2 separate regions of the Mus musculus genome follow, and region 2 is linked to region 1. The links are chromatin contacts, found by Hi-C in ENCODE. All regions are on one chromosome and are shown on one strand. Each heading gives the region's core, a stretch centred on a gene start or an enhancer-like site at or near the end of the contact. The rest is flanking DNA. Distances are from core to core; before and after follow the strand shown.

Region 1 (6,642 bases), core at 2,762-5,261:
GAGAGAAAAGACCAAAGTAGATACAGTTTGGGTATGCCTAATGGGAAAGTCCTTAATTTGTAGTTTTTCTCTCATTTTCATGCGTAGGGGTATGTGTGCGTGTGCGTGTGCATGTGTGTGTATGTGCATGCACATGTGTACAGGCTTCAGGTGAGTCACTGTTCTCTCCTCACCCTGGCATTTATGTGTTCTCAGGACCTGAACCCTGGTCCTCATGTTTGTGTGCCAAATGCTTTAACCACTGAGCCACCTCGCCAGCCCCTTATTTTGGACTCACTTATCATAATGACAAAGAGCTTCCCTGGGAATATTTATGTATATAGATACAAACTCCAACTCAAGTGCCCTACACATATTTCACTAACTTTGGCCTAAAGAAAGTAATCCTTTTTCTAGTTAGAGAAAACAGAAAAAGGAGATGGGGCTGTTCATTTAGTTTATTCTTTATTTTATATGCACTGGTGTCTTGCCTGCATGTATGTCTGGGTGAGGATGTCAGATCCTGGAGTTACAGACAGCTGGAAGCTGCAGTTACAGACAGTTGTGAGCTGCCATGTGGGTGCTGGGAATTGAACCTGGTCCTCTGGAGAGCCCTAATCTCAACCTGATTTAATTTTAAGACAGTAATTTTCTTTTTGAAATCTTTCAGACCACAAAGCTTGAAGTTTTCACTCCAACCCTGTACTCACCCAGGCAAGCTAATTTCACTTCTTTTTTGGCCATGGCGATCAAAGATTTTAACAATATAATCAGCTCTGAAATCAAGCAGAATAAAGAAGTTATTTCAATGTTGCTCTTATTTATCCATGCATTTAAAAATTAGGCTCCATCTCAGTTGATGTGAGTGTTCTCTCTTGGTAGTTCTATAATCTGTATTTTTAAAAAGTTATGACTGAGGAAAATACTCTTTAAGGTATGATATTAATGGGAGTGAATATTTCTTTCTACTACAGATGATCACACAAGAATTCACACGGAAGAGACAGTATGGGCACAGGTTAGGTGTGGACACATACACACATAGCCACTATTTCAAACAGCCACTCTTTTCTTACCCTGTTACTGCAAGGTAGTTTCCTGATGATTTTTGCCAGGCAAATTGTATCGGAGCACCAAGCCAAGACTTTTCTAGCAGGGAGAAAACACGCTAAAAAAATAAACAAATAAACACAAGTTTTACATTTTTAAAAAGATGATGTGTTGGTCAGAAAAATATGTCAAAGTTTAATCATGCAGATATGCAGAAAGCAGAATGAGTGATAATGTTTATTCAAAAACAAATAAATAAATAAATAAATAGCTAAATAACAGCGTGGGCCAGGCATGGTGGCTTACACCTTTAATCCCTGCACTTGACAGATAGAGGGATCTCTGTGACATTCAGGGCAGCCTGGTTCACACAGTGAGTTACAGGCCAGCCAGGGACACAGAGTAAGACCCTGTTTCCAAACAAACAAACAAACAAACAAACAAATTAATGATAACTGAACAAAACAAAATCAACATCAGTCAAAGGTAAGTAGTTGGTGCAGCAGGATACAACCTGGGAGCATCTGGGAAGAGAGGCTCAGCAAGGGACTTTCTACGCTGGGTTAGCCTACCTTAAGGTACTTGACTTGGGAAGAGCTACCGTAGGAGGCACCATTCCCTAGGCAGTGGGTCCTGCGTTATATAAGAGAAATGATCTGAGGCCAAGCAAGCAGGAATGCATGCATTTATTTCTCTGTATGTGTGACTGGGGATGTCATGTGACTAGCTCCTTCATGTGCCCACCACGGTGCCCCCTTGCTTGATGGACTGTAACCAGGAACTGAAAACTGAAATAACCCTTCTCCCCTCTGTTGTTTCTGTCAGGTAACTTTATCACAGCAACAGAATGAAACTAGAACAGACTTCAAGGCAAAAGAGAGATTATCAGAGAACTCTTTTTGTTCTTCTGTTTGACTGGTTTGAGACAGGGTCTCAATATGTAGCTTTGTATGGGACTTGCTATTTAGAGCAGGCTGGCCTCAAACTCATAAAGATCCACCTGCCTTTGTCATCTGGGTTCTGGTATTAAAGTGTATGCTTTTTAAATGTCTTCAATTATTAACTTTATAAAAACATGCCACAGTGCTTTATGCATGCCGAAAGAATTTAAACATGAATTTATTAAATGTGACACAGATTTGGGGGACTACGTTGAACAAAATTACTATTTAAAAAGCTTGGATAGACCTAAGATGCTTACAGTCCCTTTAAAATTATCTTCATTTACTCACTACTTAAACCTACTTCTTTGTCACATATTTACATTGCATATTTGCTGGGCAATATGTCACTTGGGAAAACTTTACATTGATTCAACCTACTGAGGTCCTCATATCTGCATTAGTTGTAACTCTATATGTCAGATTTCAAAGACTATTAGAAACACAAATGATAGCATGGATAATTTGTTTGTTTTCAGATAAGGTCTCTTTATATAGCCCTGGCTGCCCTGAAACTCACTATATAGATAGGACTAAGCTCAAACTCACAGAGATCCACCTGCCTCTAGCCCCAGAGTGCTGGGATTAAAGGCGTGGGCTGATTCATTGCTACCAATGAATGCTGGCTTTATTGGTATTTTTTCTGTTAGATGCTGATACAAATTTTGGAGATACTCGGCAAAACAAACTGTATTATCACAATGTTATTTGTTTTTTTTAAACAATTTTATTGTTGTTATAAGTTAAAAATTTGAAATTTCATTGACTTATATTATTCTTATATCAGACTGCTACATTCTAGAATACTCAGGAACATGACCCTAGATGAAAAATATTAGTTTTAAATACTGTAGATTAATCAAGCACACCCTTATCTAGGTAGATGCAGCTTAGATACTGTAGCTGAAGACTTGAATCTGAGTGACAACACAACTCCTCCAATGCTATCTGAATAAATGCCCATCTCCCGAAAGCCTGTGTCCTGGAATCGCAACTTAAGATAGAGGTGCGCTATGATGCCAAGCACACACAGGTTTTTTCCAGCACGTACACTCACTCAACGTATTCTAGACCATCTTACTTCTGCGAGTTTGGGAATACATCGTCCTTAAACCTGATTCTATTCCTTTCATGGCAGATCTGTCTTGGGCTGTAATCTTACAGGTTAGTTTTCTTCCACAGAGTTATATCGGTTCTAGGTACAACTCAGATAAAAGTTACAGCTTTCCTAGAACAGCAAAAAGGTTTGCTTGTTGCAGGTCACGGTTAACTTAACTGTAAAGAGAATAGTATTTACTCCTTTCCGACACACCAGAAAGTGAATCATGCAAAGTTATCTGCCAATTCCAATGGACACACAAGAGCTACAGTGAAGCTTTAGGAAAGCTGAAACCATTTTAAACTCGGTGTTTCCATTTCTTTGTCAGAGCAGTGCGGGGGTAAGTACCTCTGAGGTAAATCACAGGAGTGCAGCGGCTGCCCCTGTGGAATTCACAACAAACCCAATCAGAAAACCTGCGTGCAGTGGAGGACGCACACAGGTGTGCAGATTTCTCCATCATGTGTTCTAGCGACCAGGGCTCTGCATACCGGACAGGTCACAGGCCAAGTAATTCTTGATGACTGTTTTAGAGACTTTTGATTCTCCCTAGGGCTCTGGGCCAGTGGCTTGGTTTGCCCAGGATTAAGCTACAAGAAATCGGTAGCGATACCGGTAGTTCGGGCGTACTCAGATCAGGCTTCTACCAGATTCCAGAGGGCACAGGCCTCCCTCAGCCCGCTCTCCAGAGCTTCCTTTCCCTGCATCCTTACAAGCCCATCATCCCCTCCCGCCCGCTCCCGGAGCTCATTCCTCTATCCTCAGCACTTCCGCGGAGGGACAGGGACACAAACTCCTCAGAGTCGCGCTCCGAGAGTTTAGGAAATACAGAGGCTGCCACATCTTCTCAATCCGCTGGCACTTGTAAGTTATTTACCTTCATTTCAAAGGCTCCAGCGACACCCCCGTTCTTGTAAGTGCGCAGGCGCAACAGAACACCCCCGCCCCGCTACCGCGTTCTCGTCACCCAGGAGACCGTGCAAACAGCGACCAATCAGCGAGCGTGGGGCGGAGCTGCCCCCGGAGCCCTCCTTTGAGAGAGATGGGCAGGGTGGGTAGAGTCACGTGATGGAGGTGGAGCTAAGCTCCGGGAAGTTGAATGCTACGAGGGCTGGTCAACTTCCTGCCTGAGCTCTGATTGGGTGAGGCTGCGAGGCAGGCGGGCCCTATGGACAGAAAGGGTCTTGAGCTATGTGAGCAGAAACCACTGGCCTAGGAGCGGTTGTAAAGGAATTCCGGGGGGAAAAAAGCTGGACCCAGAGGTTGGCAAGTAGGAGGCAGGAATTGGCTCATGAGCCAGACGGCTTCTACAAGATCCACTTGTAAAAAAGGCTTGGAGAAACTAATGTATCATTCCTCATTTTTTTTTCTTGCAGGGTTTTTATTTTTGATTTTGCCCTAACGGAGGTGAGGTATGAGGAGTCGTTTTCTTTCAGGACCATTAAGACAATTTTAGCTAGTGTGATCGGGGAGGAATAGTTGAAAAAAATAAAGAAAAGAACTCGCCTGTAGTATTTGAGCCTGGTAAACAAGAAGTTTAGCGGAAGCTAAGCATTAAAAGTTGGCTGGAGGGAGGGAGTGGGATTCTGCACAGTAGCTAAGGTTGGCTAGCTGGGCATCATCACCTCGGGTTCCTAGAATAGAGTTGGGTAATTTTTCACAGCGACTCTCGTCCATGAGATAAAATTGTAGTCAAACCTAAAATGGCCTCAGCAAGAATACAAGATGGAGAAACTTCTGCATTGTCTTGCTCTGTCACAATAGTAACAGGCTAATCAAAAACAAACAAAAAAAAAACAAAAAACCTACATGGTTGCATCAGTAGCTATAATAACAAAGCATTTGACAAAACTGAACATAAAACAAACCCTCAAAATTCTCAAAAAACAAAACCCAACAAGAAAAAGCAAGACAACAAAACCCTGTACCATAGAAATTGTAAACAGTATCTCCAAATAGCCTAAGGCTGATGTACTTAATGCTAAGAATCTTGAAAGTAGTCCCATTAGGAACAAGGCAGGGATGTCCCCTCTTGTGACTCTTTCTCAATTCTGGTGGAAGTCCTAGTTAATGCAATAAGGAGAGAAAAAGAAGCATACTGATTGAGGAAGGAGGTGGGAAAACTGCAGATGACATGACTGAGAGTGTACAGAATCAGTAGAAGAGAGGGAGGGATGTGGGGTAGAGGTAGAGCTAATTATACCAAGCCTCCAGGATACAATCTTAATACACAAAGAGTAGTCACACCCCTCCATATCAGTAATAAGCAGATTTGAAATAAAAGAGCAGTGCCATTTTCATGAGTACCTCTCAAAATGGAATGCAGCTACAAGTCTAGCAACGTATATACATAATGGGTGTGAACAACAGTACAGAACCGAAGATAGATATTAAAAGAGTTCAGAGGGCTGTGAGGTGGCTCAGTGGGGGAGGGTCCTCTTTGCCCAGCTTGACGACTTAATCCCCAGGAAACAGCACAATGCCAGCATAATGTGGAAGGAGAGAAGCAATGACCACAAGTTGTCCTCTGACACAATGGCACACGTGCCAGCACGTATAAGTAAGTGTCATGAGAACAATTTAAAAGGACTATAAAGGAGAGACACCCCACGCTCATGAATCGTAAGAGTCAGGATTGTAAGATAACAGTTTCCCTCCAGTTGGTCTGTAGCTTTAGTGGAACTACGAGATCCCAATCGGTTCACTAACAACTGGATTCTGAAGTCCACAGGGAGACGCAGATGGTGCAGAATAGGAACGCGTCGCTGCTGGGATCACTTTAAGTTTTTAAATGGGTACAGCTACAAATAGCCACTCCATTATTAATTATTTTCAATGGACCAACAAGATAGATAAAGACATTTTCTGCCAACTTCGATCCCAGGTCCCATATGGTAGAAAGAGAGAGCTGACTTCTGCAAGCTGCCCTCTGAACTCCACACATATGCCCTGCACATATTCCTCACTGTAAGTACACAAAGTAAATGTAAAAGAAAAAATTTTGAGTGTGTTTAAGACTAAGTGATAAGGATGATAGAAGAGACAAACACATCCCAGGAAAGATCCAAAAAGATTTAGTCAACTGATCTTTGACAAAGAGCAAGGTCCGAACAGTGTGGCAGCAGGAGTGTCTTCCCAACACAAGGTGCTGGAACAACTGTATGTCCACATGCAAGAGAATCTGAAAAAAGTCTCTCACAAAAATTACTTGAAATCAACTGCAGACCAAATGAAAGATGCTAAATTGGAAATAAGACAATTGTGGTGGTTTGCATATGCTTGGCCCATGGGAAGTGGCACTCTTAGGCTTTGTTGGAATAGATGTGGCCTTGATGGAGGAAATGTGTCACTGTGTAGGTGAGCTTGGAGGTCTCCTAGTGCTCAAGCTCTGCCCAGTGCGGAAGAGAGTCTCCTCCTGGCTGTCTTTGGATCAAGATATAGAGCCCTTGGCTTCTCCAGCACCAGGTCTGCCTGCATGATGCCATGTGACTAAACCTCTGAAACTGTAGCCAGCTCCAGTGAAATGTTTGCCTTTATAAGAGTTGCCTCGGTCATGGTGTCTCTTCACAGCAA
Region 2 (6,732 bases), core at 148-2,647, 68 kb after region 1:
GTTACACAGCATGGAAAGCGGACCAAGAAAATCCATCCTAAAGATAAGAAGGTGCCAGGAAGGAGGAACAAAATCATCATGAAATTATCAATTCTTTGCTTTATTGCATTCCTTCCAACTCATTTTCCTTATCATCTTTTTGACTGGCTGACCACATCTAGCACTCCCGACACCATGTTCTCTTAAACTTTACTAAAAGATTATCTTTCTTTTCCTTAAACAGCGTGAATTTCAGTGGAAAGTGGGGGTAACAGGAATCGGTGGTGCTATCCTTGAGAGAGACACATACATTACTTAGTATTCTCTGTCTTAGTCTGCAGAGCTGCAACATCCACAGGACAAAGACATAACCACAGAAAAACAGTATTGACAACTAAAATGGTGTCAAAAATTGGGAACTACAGTGTATCTCTTTTTATAGAACCTTTCATTTTTATCAAATTAAAACGACTCCACAATCTATTATAACCCAAAATACCACAAGGATTTATACTGTAGAAATGTCTCATAGTTTTAGTGTAAATACAGAAGCCGGATGAATACAGCCAGGCAACACCGTATAAAACTGCTGCTACATACTATTTTCAAGGCAGTGTCAGATCTATACATGAAATGCAAGGTATTTCAAAATGAAAGCTATTTGGTGCCTTTAAATTTCACAGAATTAACGAGACATTTCCCAAATCCTAGCAAACCTACGTATCCATACCAAGATGCCATTCATGTAGGCAGTTCACGGGAAGCAGATGTACGGACAACCACAGAGATAAGCTAGTAAATAGTCAGTTATTCTCCACTAGCATAGAGCACACACCCCGCACCCCGTCTCTGACAGTAAGAGAATAATCAACCTGCTCGAGCTGGAATCAGATTCATTTTCCTCTTCACTAGTGCCATCGTCCACTTCTGGTCTCTCCAGCCAGTGTGCACCAGCACAGCCTTCTGCTGTAAACTCAAATGCAGGGACATCTGAGGTGGATGCCATTGGCCAAGAAGGTGAATTCTGGAAATCCAGTTGGCTGGACCTTCGGTAACCAATGGAAGCCAAAGGCAATTGTAGGTTACACGGATCTAAAAACTTTCTCCCACCGTTTGCTCCGGTCTGTCCTCGGTTCCAAAATTCTCCCTGCTGGCTGTCAACGGAAGAGTTAGACGATGCTTGATGGCCAAACCACCTCCACCTGATTTTCAAAATCTGTTTCACGTCAAACTCTTTGCGAGAACCAGACATCCTCAGAGAAACCGAGTGATCGTCTAGGCAACGGGCAAAAAACACGGCGCACAGATTTGTGTATCCAACCAAGACAAGAGAAGTATATTCCCTGCTGTACCCAAAAAATAGCTTTAAAAGAAAACAAATCGTTCAAATATATATCTCCATTTACTTTCATCCCAATATATCAGACTATGAAGAACAAAGGGTAATGAATAAAGATGAACGCGGTGGAACACTCCGCTCGATCGGAGCAAACTCTGATCCACCTATCCTGAAGCAGCCCCAGCACTTTCCCTGCTCCCCTTCCCATCCAGACCCTGGACTCGCACAAACACTGACAGCATTCATTAAAGTCCTTTCAAATGCAGAACACCACCCCCTTCTCTGAACCACAAATGACAGAGACTGAGAGCACTATCCCCGCTGCAGAATCAAATCGCAGCCTTTATTGCTCGGTGCATTAACTCTTTTATGGCTGAAACAAGAGCCGTTAACGCAGAGCATTTTCCTTTGTACTTAAAAACCACTTTTCCACCAGCAGTGGTTCCTGCTTTTAAACCAAGTTCTTAGGTGAGTTCTTAGTTCATATCACAGAACACATTTTCTAAAAAGCATTTTAAATGAGATTTGAGGATTCTTGAGCTGTGTTGGGTGGGGATGAGGAGGAGGGTCTAAGCTGGGGCTCTGGACTGGTGGCCACTATCCTCCTGTCTCCTCCCTCTCCTCCCAGGATGCACAGTGACATCCTTGGTTAAGAGTTCATTTGAACAAGGGATAATGAGAAAAACTAGACGAAAAAGTTTGAAAACTACAATGGACCAAAATATGTCAGTACTAACTCTTTAAAAGGGATACCCTGACACCAATATCACTCACTCTAATTCAAACAGGGCTGCTTCCTCCAGTTTGACACCTAGATTTCCTATTGGAGAGGGATGGTGGGGCTCAAGGCTTAAGATTCCTTAGCTGCAGAGAGCACTGGACTGTGGCCTCTGTGGCCAACAAGACAGAGCAGTGCTGTGGACATGCTCACTGCAAATTGATAAGGAGAAAAAAATTAAAATTTAAAATACTAAAGAGTTACTTTGAGTATTCTAGTAGGCGTGGTGGAAGACAGGAATATACACATACTGATGTCTAACCTCCAGAATGAATAAATACAGTCACTGAAGTGAATAAAAGCACTGATTAGTCAAAATATAAAATATTATAATAGTGTAATATTAAGAATTTGTGATTTTAAAGTGCAGAACAGAATTTAGATGTTCAGTACTGAACCCCCTGTCAAATAATTTCACATAAAGCTGTTTTGACATTGGCTGAAAAGTCTGTTTTGGAGACTTTTGGCACAAAAATACCATGAGGCCTGTAGCTTAACCTCATGTGGCCCCTAGAACTAAAAACTGTTCAGAAAAAACAGAATAAGAAGCATGAAAAGCCGCGCAGAGCTCTGTACTGGCACTGTGGGGGACCTCCAATCAGCTCCCTTAGCGCCTGGGTAGGAATGGAACACTGACAAGGAGGGGTTCCGTCAGCTAGCCATACCTGCTTAACTTTAAGAACAGGAGAAAGTTAGGTGAAGGAAGGAGACAAAACGTCCTGAGCACAAAGTCAAGGTGACACCAAGTAGGGTGCCTGGGAGATCGACGCTTTGGAGCTTTAGTGTGGTGGGAGCATGCAAGCGGTGAAGTGACACCCTTGGGTCTGCTCTCACCTATGTCAGACAACTATTACATCACTGAGTCCATATGATGTCATGCCCTCTTCTACAAGGCTGTTTGAGTTCCAGTCCCCCTGGCTGTCAACCCTACTCCTCTCTCAAGGTTATACTTACAAACAACTCCTCCATTTCTCTGCGCTTGTGGTTCCTGATGCGGGCAGCAAATCTCCTTCCTGACAAAAGTTTCTGCACACTGGAGATGTAGCTGTCAGCATCTGGGATGACCAGAGAGTGCTGTAAGCCTTGAGAGGACAGGTGCCAAAGATGACATCTTGGCAAAGCACAGTATACACTGCCACAGTGGGAAATGTCACAGCAGTGGTGCATACGGACTTTACCTTCAATTCATTCAAAAAGACCCTGCCAACTACTTCTACACAAAGGACGCAAAGATTCAAAAAGACCCTGCCAACTACTTCTACACAAAGGACGCAAAGGAGAGATCACGGACATCTTAGAGCTCTCAGAGATGTTTTTAAACTTATATGCTGACAAAGGAAAGGATCATGAACTGTTACAAAAAGAACAATTTGTGTGTCGTGTGTGTGTGTGTGTGTGTGTGTGTGTGTGTGTGTGTGTGTGTGTGTGTGTGGTGCACATGTGCAGGCCAGAGCTAAACAGCAGGTGTCTCTCTCTGCCATGCTCCATTACTGATTAAGACAGGGTCTCTCACTGACCCAGCTAGCTGGCTGGCCAGGGAGCTCTTGGGAATCTGTGCCCGTCCTCCTGCCCAGTGCCACTGTTCCAGGTATGACGCCTACAGTCATGCTCAGCGTTTTACATGGCTGCTGGGGATCCCAACGAAGTCCCTGTGCTTACCAAGCAAGCATTCTTACCAGTGAGCCATCTCTCCACAAAATAAATTTTAATAAATATGAATTTATATATGTGAAATTTTAAATTGAATTGAATCAATGTGAGAACACTCGCCAGTGCTTCGAATTCCAGGAAATACTGTTTTTTATAGCTAGAAGTGGTTTGATTGTTATCTTGTCTGGTGAGTCATTGAAACCTGAACTCAACAGTGGCTTTCATTAAGGACCTCTGAGACATGAGCCATTCATTTCTCAAAAGTAATTCTCCATCAGGAGAAATTCAGACTTAAGGAGCCATGGATGTTAAACTATGAGGTCACACCCCTCCTGCTAAAAGGATTCAAAGGGCCTTTTATCAGAAAATTGGGCTATACATTGAATGTATACCTGCTTACAATAGTAGCTGTTCTGAGCAGGCTATCAGACAGGCTCCATGGTTTGAAAGGGACACCAGGATTGGGTTGCAGAAGGACAAACTGCAGCAGTTAACTGCTGCCATTGTGACCAGAACTTAATTCACCCCTCTCTCACTCATAATGCCACTTTCACACATTTATAAGAATTTTGATTGTTGCTAGAAGAAAGATCATACTATACATACAATTTGAACATTTTTCTTTTCTTTTTGAGAATATTTTGTTATGTGTATGTGTGTATGTGTGTGTGTGTGTGTGTATGTGTGTGTATGTGTGTGTGTGTATGTGTGTGTGTATGTGTGTATGTATATGTGTATGTATGTGTGTGTGTATGTGTGTATGTATGTGTGTGTATGTGTATGTGTGTGTGTGTGTGTGTGTGTGTGTATGTGTGTGTGTGTATGTGTGTGTGTATGTGTGTGTATGTGTGTGTGTATGTATGTGTATGTGTATGTGACTGGATGCACATTTGAGTGCAGGTGCCCTCAGAGGCCAAAGGTTTCAGATGTTGTGAACCACCACCCTACCTGGGTCTGGGAACTGAACTTAGTCCTCTGGAAGGGAATAACAAGTGCTCTTAACCACTCAGCCATCTCTCTAACTCTGCATGTTGCTTTGCTTATACAATTTCATACACACATGGGCACACTAACTAATAAACCTCTTAAACAGTTTCATGACATTTCATAGTTGTAAACAGTTCATTACTCTCTATGAGGTGTGCATGGTGGTTCAGACCGTACATTTCAGAACTAAGGAAGCTGAAACAGGATCACTGCCATGAGTTTGAGGCCAGTCTGGGTCACATCTCAAGTACCAAGCCAGGCTTGTCTATATTGTGAGAGTGTGTCTCACACCAAACAAAACCAAACCAGACCAGACCAGATCAGACCAGATCAGACCAAATCAGACCAGACCAGACCAGACCAGACCAGACCAGACCAAACCAAACCAAACCAAACCAACAGCACCCATCTTGCAAATAATAGGCTTTGAGTTGTTTTCAAGTGTTTGTTTGCTACTAAGGGCAACACTGAAGTAAGTGTCTTGGGAGGCTCTTACGTTGACACAGCTTAGTTCCCAGGAGAATCGCTGCATTGAAGGTATACACACTTCAAATTTGAGTAGTTTAACTTTCCTCAAATCCACATTTCAACAGAAAAGAACTACCCTCTTCTCACCTCCTTCCGCAGGCCTGACACTGGCAATGAGGCTGTAATTCTTTTGGCTCTAGAGGATGTCTGGCCTTGAGCACATTTTTATAGGCCCACTGACCATTCCTGAACTGGCTACATCTATTTTTTTCCTAGGTCATTTGTCTTTGTTTTACCATCAAGGAGAGCCTTGCTATATATTATACATTTTTAGAAGGTATTGGTCTTGTTTTAGATTTTTTTCTAGTCAATTTCTGGATGAACAGCAGCTAGCTTTTGTACCTTTAGGGGCATGCTAGAGTAACAAGAGTTTAAATCACAAGTAGAAAGCACAACGTATTTTCATGACAGGAACCAACCATGTAATTTTCACTAAGGTCCAGGGACAATGACAAACAGTTCATGCTCCTTCCCAAAGGGAGCCACAACCTTTGGCATAGGCTCCTTTTCAAAAACATATTCTTCTGTTCATTAGTGTCCTAAAATTAATTCATAGACTAGGGCTGGAAGTTTAGCACATGTGAAGGTTCAATTTCTCCCACTGCCTCCAAAAACAGTCAGTTGTCTGAGCCACTTGATGAATATATGAACTATGATATTCCAAACACACATACATATACATACATATTATATATATAATGTGCATATGCAATATATGTTACATACATACGTGTGTATGGCCACTAAAATCCCTTCTGTTGGTGACAAGACCATTGAGTTGTTCCTGGTTTTAAACATTTGTCAATACTGCTGCTATGTACACTCTTGTATATCATCACAGTTATGTGGGTATCTGGGGGCTATTACTTTATAGGAACACATGTGCTCCACTCTGGCCTTTGCCATCAGTTCACACACCTAAAGCAGTGCCTGAAAACTCCTTCTATCCAGTCAACACTGGCAATATCAGTCTTTTTTTTTAAGATTTATTTTTTTTTTAACTGTGTGAATATGTATGTGCGTGCAGTGTCTGCAGAGAACAGAAGAGGGTGTCAGACTCCTTGGAGCTGGAGTTAAGGTGCTGGTAAGAAGCCTGCCATGGGTCCTGGGAATTGAACTCAGGTTCTCTAAAGAACACTGCACACAGGTTACCCCTGAGCCACATCTCCAGTCCATCAGGCCTTTTACTCTTGGTCTTTTTTTGTGGGATATATAGAGTTTTGTTTTTACATTACATTTGATTATGAGTAACGGTGAGTGGCTTTTCATTTTAATTTATTTTTCAGATATCAAAATGGATGTTTAAGGTCTCTTCCTCTGTATTCTTCCCATCTTAACTCATCTCCCCTCTTTGTGGAAGCTATTACATCTCTCATATTCCCTTTATGATAGGCTGAGCACTACTGTTACTAGGCCATGAAAAATCAGCATTTGTTTGTTCATGAGACAGGGTCTCACTATGTAGCCCTCG

What was found. A loop is a pair of places that touch in the nucleus more often than their neighbours do.
Region 2: a loop to region 1 is called in a map of left cerebral cortex, with 2.5 times the contacts of the local background. The contact joins the promoter of Klhl5 here to the promoter of Wdr19 in region 1. A Hi-C loop is called at or near these places in 3 of 37 maps with a recorded cell type or tissue (heart and left cerebral cortex).

The regions. Positions count from the first base shown.
Region 1 is chr5:65,197,065-65,203,706 of GRCm38, reverse strand. Wdr19 (WD repeat domain 19) reads right to left here and starts at 4,011. Exons shown (of 37, transcript NM_153391.2): 1 at 3,947-4,011; 2 at 1,056-1,147; 3 at 690-755. The coding sequence starts at 3,952.
Region 2 is chr5:65,125,896-65,132,627 of GRCm38, reverse strand. It overlaps Klhl5 (kelch-like 5), which reads right to left and starts at 1,397. Exons shown (of 11, transcript NM_175174.4): 1 at 852-1,397. The coding sequence starts at 1,231. It overlaps LOC115490189 (a long non-coding RNA gene), which reads right to left and starts at 845. Exons shown (of 2, transcript XR_003955931.1): 1 at 1-845.